2 separate regions of the Homo sapiens genome follow, and region 2 is linked to region 1. A link is a contact called in ENCODE Hi-C or POLR2A ChIA-PET data. All regions are on one chromosome and are shown on one strand. Each heading gives the region's core, a stretch centred on a gene start or an enhancer-like site at or near the end of the contact. The rest is flanking DNA. Distances are from core to core; before and after follow the strand shown.

The links. A loop is a pair of places that touch in the nucleus more often than their neighbours do. ChIA-PET counts read pairs that join two places held with the same protein, here RNA polymerase II (POLR2A). Pooled maps may share reads with other maps.
Region 2: a loop to region 1 is called in a map with no recorded cell type, with 6 times the contacts of the local background. The contact joins two enhancer-like sites. A Hi-C loop is called at or near these places in 3 of 37 single-sample maps with no recorded cell type and 3 of 50 pooled maps. POLR2A ChIA-PET finds 5 or more read pairs at or near these places in 5 of 52 experiments (CD8-positive, alpha-beta T cell, Caco-2, GM12878 and 2 more).

Annotation. Positions count from the first base shown.
Region 1 is chr2:119,337,621-119,342,218 of GRCh38, reverse strand. C2orf76 (chromosome 2 open reading frame 76) reads left to right here. Exons shown (of 6, transcript NM_001322331.2): 2 at 2,248-2,392. The coding sequence starts at 2,260. Among named protein-coding and RNA genes, the nearest start is that of C2orf76, 27 kb to the left of the region's middle. Within about 2 kb of position 2,823, at least 5 of the 41 ENCODE cell types and tissues checked have a DNase peak (open chromatin) inside an H3K27ac peak, as active enhancers do.
Region 2 is chr2:119,385,840-119,390,437 of GRCh38, reverse strand. No RefSeq gene overlaps it. Among named protein-coding and RNA genes, the nearest start is that of DBI, 21 kb to the right of the region's middle. Within about 2 kb of position 2,529, at least 21 of the 41 ENCODE cell types and tissues checked have a DNase peak (open chromatin) inside an H3K27ac peak, as active enhancers do.

The sequences.
Region 1 (4,598 bases), core at 1,574-4,073:
TTTTTGAGATTTATCCATGTTTAATGCTTGTACTTCAATCCATTCATTTCTATTGCTTGTCATATTCTATCGTAGGAGTACACCATCCTTTACTTATCAATTCTGCTGTTGATGGACAGTTGTTTCCAGTTTTTGCAGTTAAAAAATTACACTGCTATTAATGTTATTTTATGGTTCCTCCTTGTATATATATGTGAGATTCCTTAGGGTACCTATGTATGAATGAAATTGTAGGATCAAAAGGTATATGTATCTTCAGTTTTACTAAAGATCGCCTTATTGTCTCCAAAAGTACTGCTCCTTTAAGTCCCTGCCGTCACTGATGAGGTTTTCATTGTTCTCTACCCTTGCCAATAGTAGGTATTGTTAGACTTTGTAATTTATCAGTTAGATGAGTGATATGTCTCACTGTTATTTTGAATTTCCCTGACTACTAGTGATATTGTATATCTTTCCTTACATTTATCAGTATTACAGGTATTTTTTTTCTAGTACTTACTTTTATTGTATATTATGGTTTAAAGTTACATGCAAAGTTGTAAGTAGCACAAAGTAGGTGCTACTAGATAGAACTATGCCCTGCTCGTATCTTTAAAACAAATGCGTTTTTGATACTTCAGAAAGTGAATGTGAGAGTTAGAGTTACATCTTTCAACATAGATAAATGAAAAGCGATGCTGAAAGGCTTGTGGAAGCTACCTATAATACACCATGTATGTAAAGTTAACCATACTGTGTATCTGTGGGCACAGTACTTCAGCCTATTTGTGTTTCACTTTTTCTGTATGAGATGATCTTACCAACCTCACAGGGTGATTGGAGGTGAGTGGGCAGTCGATGATCTAATGAATGCTAAGCACTTAGAGTAGTATCTGGCATGTAAGCATTGCTGATATATAACAGAAAGTGTTGCTGGGCATGGTGGCTCACACCTATAATTCTAGCACTTCCGGAGGCCAAGGCAGGAGGATCACTTGAGCCCAGGAGTTGGAGACCAGCCTGGGTGACAGAGTGAGACCCTGTCTCAAACAAAACAAAACAAGATTAAAAAAAATATAGAAAGTGTTGTTACTGCTGTGCATAATAGTCTATTTTCTGTAGATTCAAATGATATGAATTAGAGTGTAAAATTATGTATTGGAATGGTGTGTGCGAGTCACTGCTCTGTCGTCCCAGGGCAGAAAATGCTGATGGAATTGGGGAGGGTACATGGGGCTTCTGATGTGTTTTCTTCCTAAAAGACTCAGAATGCATCAGAATGTTAAGATTTGACAGGGTAGTGTAGCAAGTTCTTTTTTTTTTTTTAACTGTTTGCTTACAATATTTCAAAACAAAAATATTTTTTAAGCATGAAAAAAACATTGGCAACTGTGCAGACATTTTTTGGAGGAAATAATTTGGGGTGGTTTTCCAATTTGTGTGTGTGTGTGTGTGTGTGTGTGTGTGTGTGTGTGTGTGTGTGTATTAGAAAGCATGAACTTTGCAATTAAATTGATGCTTGAATCCTGACTCCATCATTTACCAGCTTCATGATTTTGGGCAGTTTATGCAATCTCTCCAAGTCAGTCTTCTCATCTTTAAAATGTTATCTCATTTAATTCTCTCACGAAACCATGAGGCAAAATGCTTCATGTTTTGTTTAGAGAATTAAATGAATTAAATGAGATAACATTAAGACCTGGTACATGTGCCTAGTACTTAGTTTTAGGATGAACTATACATACTCAGCTTTAGTAATGTGAAAGACGGTAACACCATCGTATATAATTAAATAAGCCCTGAAATCTGGCAGCATTTATGAAATTGAAATGCTGTCTGTTGATAGTTGATTCTAATGTAAATGTGCTTCCATCTCAGGGCCAGCTGAGGGGCCCACGGACATAGGGCACCCACAATAGGCGTGTGTCTGCTGTGTGTTTGTGTTCGGCCGTCCTGCTTCTCTGTTTCCACACGTACACATGCCCCTGTGTTACTTTGGTTCATCTTCTGTACTCTGTCAGTTTTCTGCTGGTCAGAACATCTGTGACTGTGACAGAGCTGTCCAGGATTGCAGTGGATAGGTGGGTATAATCACTGGGACCCTTCTGGGGACTCTGGAACCTGGCTTCTGTTTGGGAACTCTGTCAGTGATCATGCAGCATGGAAGAGCGGGGCTGGTGCCAGAGAGCTGATAGAGATGCAGGCTAGGTGCTGGTAGACAACTGTGAGCTGGCTTCATTTAGATGGTTCTCATGTCTCTTGCCACAGGAATTTCTTCACATGGCTCCTGGAGAAGTGACCATCACAGTTCGCCTCATCCGTTCCTTTGAACATCGCAATTTCAAACCTGTAGTGTATCACGGAGTGAATTTGGACCAAACTGTAAAGGAATTTATCGTATTTCTAAAGCAAGGTATGAGATGTGAAAGCCATTTTGTTTTACTAGTAGTTTTTAAAAATAGCTGACTATGACATTAATAATAATCTTTAACAAATCCTAAAGTACTTTGAAAGATTAACCTGGGTTCCAAGCCAGGTGCTGGGCGAGCCCCGGTTCTGGGCCCTGGCATCTGCAGAGGGCCTCCCTCAAGGATTCTCACTGAATAGTCTGTGTCCTCATGAGGGATTGTGACCGTCATTTTTGGCTTCTTTTTTTTTTTTTTTAATTAAAAGTAATATCTAGGTTTGTTGTTAATGGGGTTATGTATTTGGAGGTTGATTAGCAAGCGGGTGTAGTGTAGCTGATTGTGGTACCCAGCTGAGCACAGAGGGTGTGGGGTGGTCACATGGGGAAGTGTGGTGGGAGGGGAGCGGAGGCTGTACAGCAGGAAGTCATGAGAGCTGCTGATAATTGTGGTCACAGACACAGAAACGGCGGTGCTAGTTGATTGTTTCAAACTAGAAGTATGCATGAAGTTAGTCTTCATTCTGTTATGTCCTCAATGGGTTTCTCTTCTCCATTTTTAATTATTGAAGTGTTCCAATCATCGAACTTTGAGAAAACATCTAAAATAAGGTTTCATTACTTTAATTGAAGTGTTATTTACATATGGTGCAATCTGCAGATTTCTTGTATAGTTCCATTGCTTTTGACAAAGGTATTGCTTTATATCCAATGTAATTTTTTTACTTTGACATGATTTCAAACTCATAGACAAGTTGCAAGAACAAGACAAAGAATTCCTGGATGTTCTTCACACAGATTCCTTGTGTTAACATTTTGCTATGTTTGTTTTATTCCTGCGGAGGCCAAAGCAACTCCATCTTGGATACTGATCTGCCATATTGACTTCTCATTAGCCCCAGTTTCAAGATACCTCTAAGATTTCCAGGTTATCTACTATTCCCTATGTAAGAACAGGTACTTACTATAAATCCTGACCTTAGGTCAAGCAACCTTGATGTTATTGTACTTTGCTTGCCCTACACATCCCTTCAGATCACCCTTTCCCTATGATATAAGCCCTGGGTCTGGGGGGTAGTGGTGCGTGGATCCCTTGTCTTGTCCTGCCAAAGCCTGAGACACAGACATGGCTTCTGTTTGTAAGTTCCTATTAAATATGTCTTTCTAAGAAACTGAATATGTCAGCCTCTTTCTTCAGCCTCTCAGTTTCCTCGGACTTTCTGGGGCAGGTTCACATAGACCTGCTCACCTTGAAACAATTCCTCACTCTCTCCCCTCTCTCCTCTTCCCCTTTCTCTCTCATTCTCCTCACTCCCCCAGATTAGGTAGCATCCTCAACAAAGAACAGTAAAATTTTAGAGAAGTGACAAGACAAAGGAAATGAACTCTAAATCTCTCAGGGTGACAACTTGTGGGAAACTGAATACTAAGGCTAGTTAGTAAAGCTCGTTAATGTGGATTCTCTTGTGCTGTCTCCAGACTGATAGGGGTCTAAAGTTGTCTTCAGTGATTAACCTTTGTTTTCCTTGGGAGAGAGGTGGGCAGGATACCTTTTCTCTTTGTAAATCTATTATATGTCCTGATTTTAGGCAAACGGAGGGCCGAGAGCTTTCCTCCATCTGCTGCTGCTTAATTGCCTTTAGCTCAAAAAAAATCCTTAGCTAAAGAGGCATATTTTGGGGGGCACTTCCTGGTCTCTGACAGTGTCAATTAGAAAGTGTCCTGCTTTTGAAAGGTCATTACCCAAAGCATAGTCAGAGTTTGAAATAGAAACAAATCCGTACTTTTTTATTTTATAATCTTTGTGTGTATTGTGGATTACAGTGTTTCTTAATGTTGACACAGCAAGTGCTATGATGTTCTTTGTACAGTACAGACTAGGTTCTTGAAGTCCTTGAGAATAAGATGTATTTTCAAGCTGCTGCAATGGCAGGGGAAGATGTCTTTTTTCCAGGGTCACGGTGTTCTTTTCTTTCCAGGTACCACAGATACCTTCCCCAGCAGAGCAGTGGTACTGGTCACAGTGAGATGCTCAGACCCACCTACTCACACCTTTCATCTGCAGTGGGAATAACAGCCACTGCTTGTTTCAATTGTGCACTTAGGGAAATGTGTTCCACTGACTAAAAGGTGAACTTTTGGGGTACAGACTTTTCTGAGTTGTGGGCTCTGTGTCCAAGCCTATCTTTGTCATCTGATTTGAGGTACTATGGAA
Region 2 (4,598 bases), core at 1,280-3,779, 49 kb before region 1:
TTTGAGTCTCTCACTATTAAGTAAGATGTTAGCTATAGATATTTTGTAGATATCCTTCACCCAGTTGAGGAAGTTCCCCTCTATTCCTAGTTTACTGAAGTTTTCTTTTTTTAATCATAAATGCATGCTGAATTTTGTCAAATGCTTTTTCTGCATCTATTAATAAGATCATGTGATTTTTCTCTTTTAACATGTTGATGTGATGAGTAACATTAATTGATTTTGAATATTAAATCAGCCTTGCATTCCTGGGAGAAATATCACTTGGTTGTGTGTATAATTCTTTTGAAACCGCCTCTGCAAAAATTAGAACAGAAAATTATGACAGTGAAAGAGATCTGACCTAACTGATTCCATATTTCTTCTAACCTCCAAACTGTCCTTGTTCATTCCTGGGTGCAGGCCAAACTAATTTTGGAAGGAACTTAGTTTATGGCTTAACTTTGAAACAAAGATGATAACGGCCCTCTTCCAAAACAAATCCGCTTCCTGCCTGGGGACTAGACTGCCTTTGCAGGACTAACAGATTAGCCACAAGATTAGAAATTATGGTTTAGGGGTCACGCTGCTAGAGGCTGCAAGATTCTAAACCTCCCAAATTATCCTGGGGATAATATTACTATTGCAAAACCTAAGATCAGACCCTGCACTCAATGGATCAGCTGGCACCACCCAGATCGAGAAACTGGCTCATCTGGTCTTGTGGCCCCCATCCAGGAACTGACTCAGCACAAGAGCACAGCTCCCTATGATTTCATCTCCAACTCAACCTGTCAGTGCTCCCATGTTCTGACCCCCTGCCCACCAAATTATCCTTAAAAACCCTGATCCCCTAGCTTTCTGGGAGACTGATTCGAATAATAATAAAACTGCAGTCACCCATACAGCTGGCTCTGTGAGAATTAAACTATTGCAATTCCCCTGTCTTGATAAATCAGCTCTCTCTAGGCAGTGGGCAAGGAGAACCTGTTGGGTGATTACACTTTTCTTTCTTTTGTTTTTTTTTGTTTTGTTTTGTTTGAGACAGTGTCTCGCTCTGTTGCCCAGGCTGGAGTGCAGTGGCATGATCTCGGTTCACCGCAGCCTCAACCTCCCCAGGCTCAAGCAATCCATCCACCTAAGCCTCCCCAGTAGCTGAGATTAGAGGAGTGCACCGCTATACCCAGCTAATTTTTGTATTTTTAGTAGAGGTGGGGTTTTGCCATGTTGCCCAGACTGGTCTCAAACTCCTGAGCTCAAGTGATCTGCCTGCCTCAGCCTCCCAAAGTCAGTTACACTTTTCTATCAAACTGTTGGATTCAATTTGCTAATATTTTGTTGAGGATTTTGCATCTATGCTCATAAAAGATACTGGTCTGCAGTTTTCTTTTCTTGTAATGTCTTTGTTTGGTTTTGGTGTTAGGGCAGTGCTGGCTCCATAGAATGAGATAGGAAACCTTTGCCCCCTTAATGGTGTTTCTTACTGTCACTTAAAATTCGATTTAGGAAAAAAGGTTTTCTCTGTTCCTAAACAAAAAACAGGATCCTGGCAGGCCCTATAGTTTGCCAGTTTCCTCCTACATAGTAAAGTGTCCTTAGATGGAGTAAAAGAAGTCTCACACACAAAAATACAAATATATAATTTCATCTATAGGAAGTTGTAGAACAGGCAAAACTAATCTGCGGTAGAAAAAGCCAGAGCAGAATTTGCCTCTAGGACCATGATGACAGATATTGACTGGGAAGGGGCATGAAGGAAATTTCTGGATGTAATGTTCTATATTTCGATAGGGATCTGGGTTGTACAAGTATATGCATTTGTTAAAACATCACACAGTACACGTTTTTGCATGCAATCTGTGGTATATAAATCTTTCCCTAAGGAAATAATGGACTGTAAATAAATACTGAACTTTGATTAATAATATACATGATTCAGTTTTTTGGGGAAGCATACTGACATCGGCAACTTATTTTGATATTCACAGAAAAAATAATTTAGATTGCTTGAGAGATAGAGGGATGATGGATAGGTGGATTAATATATGATAATGCAGCCCGGTGCAGTGACTCATGCTTGTAATCCCAGCACTTTGGGAGGCCGAGGCAGGAGGATTGCCTGAGGCCCAGGATTTGAGACCAACCTGGGCAAAATAGCAAAACCCCATCTCTACAAAATGTTAAAAAAAAAAAAAAAAAAGCAATTCGTGTAAAATGCTGTGAGAAAATCTATGTAGTGGACACATGGGTGTTTGCTGGAAAATTCTTTCAACTTATTTTCATAATAAAATGGAGAGAAATAACAAATGGAAAGTCCTTTAAAGTTTGGTGTGGCTAAAAGAATGGTCTGCGTCCTGGCCCAGGCCAGGTGGTCTTATCACTCCATCATGTGGCTTCTGCAGATCCCAGGTCCCAGTTCTGTCCTGCAGTCTGTCCCGTGACTGTCTCCACTGGAAATGGTGTCATCTGCTCACAGCCCCAAACACCATTTCTAGATGACTCATGGCCTCTGCCCACGCAAGATCTACAGGTTCTCTTTTAAGCTTTTGAGTCTTGATCACATGTATCGTTAAGGAGATTGCTTCCTCAGTAGCTATTGGCAGCAATGCCAGCACTGGCTTGGTTCCCTCTGAGCGCTGCATCAGGCCTGCTCTGCCAAGCGGAAAATGCTGCTCTGCCCAATGGGCAGAAATGAGGATAAGGGGGCATTTCCTGGCAGGCACAGCTCCACTCAACACCTCTGCTGACTCCAGAGGGTTCTGGGTTAACCATTTAACATATACTACCTTAGTTAATGGAAAACATCTGACCTGCTGCACCCTGGCAGAAGTAGACTTTGAAGTGGAGAGCTGGGACTGAAAAAGAAAAAGTCTGTGGGAAGAACTCCAAAATACAACAGGAAGGAGGAAACCAGAAATTATGCAAGATGGCCCCAAGGGAGAGAGAGAGAGCGATAGAGAGAGAAAGACTGCCTCTGAAGCAGCAGAGGCCGCTAAAGAGAATCCTGGAGAAGGCAGCCATCAAACCTTTTTCACTTTCAAGGGAGCCTGAAACTGCAAGCTACAACTTACCGGCTGAATTATAAAAACAACAATGTTTAAAATAATAATATTCAGTGCTAGCAAGAAGTTGGTGAGAGGGCACTTTTATACATTACTAGTAACAGGTTTTTACAAAAATAATTTAACAATATGTATAAAAGATCATACATTTTTACTCAATAAGTTATATCCAAGAGTATATCTATTCTAGGGGCAAAAAAAATGTTTTCAAAGATCCATGTATAAAGATATTTAACAGGCTGGGCGAGGAATCCCAGCACTTTGGGAGGCCGAGGCGGGCAGATCACAAAGTCAGGAGATCGAGACCATCCTGGCTAACACGGTGAAACCCTGTCTCTACTAAAAATACAAAAAGAAATTAGCCGGGCGTGGTGACGGGCACCTGTAGTCCCAGCTACTTGGGAGGCTGAGGCAGGAGAATGGTGTGAACCCGGGAGGCGGAGCTTGCAGTGAGCCAGTGAGCCGAGATCGCTCCACTGCACTCCAGCCTGGGCGACAGGGCGAGACTCCGTCTCAAAAAAAAAAAAAAAAAAAAGTTTAACAAATTATTATAATAACAGGAAAAATAGGGTATTGCTTATAGTGTACTAATTAAATTATAGTTTAACAATGCGATGCAAATATTATGCAGACATTTTTCATGATATACTTTAGGGGAGAAAAATCAGGTTTAGAACTTTATACACAGTATGATTCCCATTATGTGCTAAATGATTATGAGAGATTATTTGTTCTCTTTTTATAGTTTTCAATATTTTCTAAGTTTTCTGCAATGCATGCATATTGTTTTTCATATTTGGAAAAATATTTCTTAAAATGCAGCAGTTTGGAGATGGGATGTGAAGATTTCTCTCTGGGGATTGAGAAGGCAATATTGCCAAGGCTTGTTTAATATCTCTTAAAAATCAATTTGCTTAAGGATAAGCTTGCTATATTAAAATTAAAAAGAAAGAAAGAGATGAAAAATCAATTTGCAAATCTTTTTTCTTTTCTTTCTTTTCTTTTTTTTTTTTTGAGATGGAGTTTTGCTTTTTGCCCAGGCTGTAGTGCAATGGTGCCATCTCGGCTCACTGCAACCTCCGCCTCTGGGGTTCAAGTGATTCTCCTGCCTCAGCCTCCCGAGTAGCTGGGATTACAGGCATGCTTGTATTTTTGGTAGAGACGAGCTCGTCTCTACTAAAGTTTCTCGAACTCCCGACCTCAGGTGATCTGCCTGCCTCAGCCTCCCAAAGTGCTGGGATTATAGGCGTGAGCCACTGCTCCTTGCCTTCTTTTCTTTTTTTAAAAATCTTTTTTACAGTCTGTCCAAGAATATGGCAAAATTTGCAAATTTTTTGCTTATACTGTAAAGACAGTGCAGGTTCCAGTTTAGATTCGTACTGATGGAAATGTTGAGTCTGTGGGTAGGCGGAACAAAGCCTACTGCTGAAGAGCAGGGCTCTGCCTGCATTCGGCTGGGGCAGATGCATTATAAAACTTCCCGAAAGTGTAGTTGTAAGGCAGGGCTATGAACTGTGTAGACAAAACAGAAAAACCCCATTCCTACAAAATGTTTTT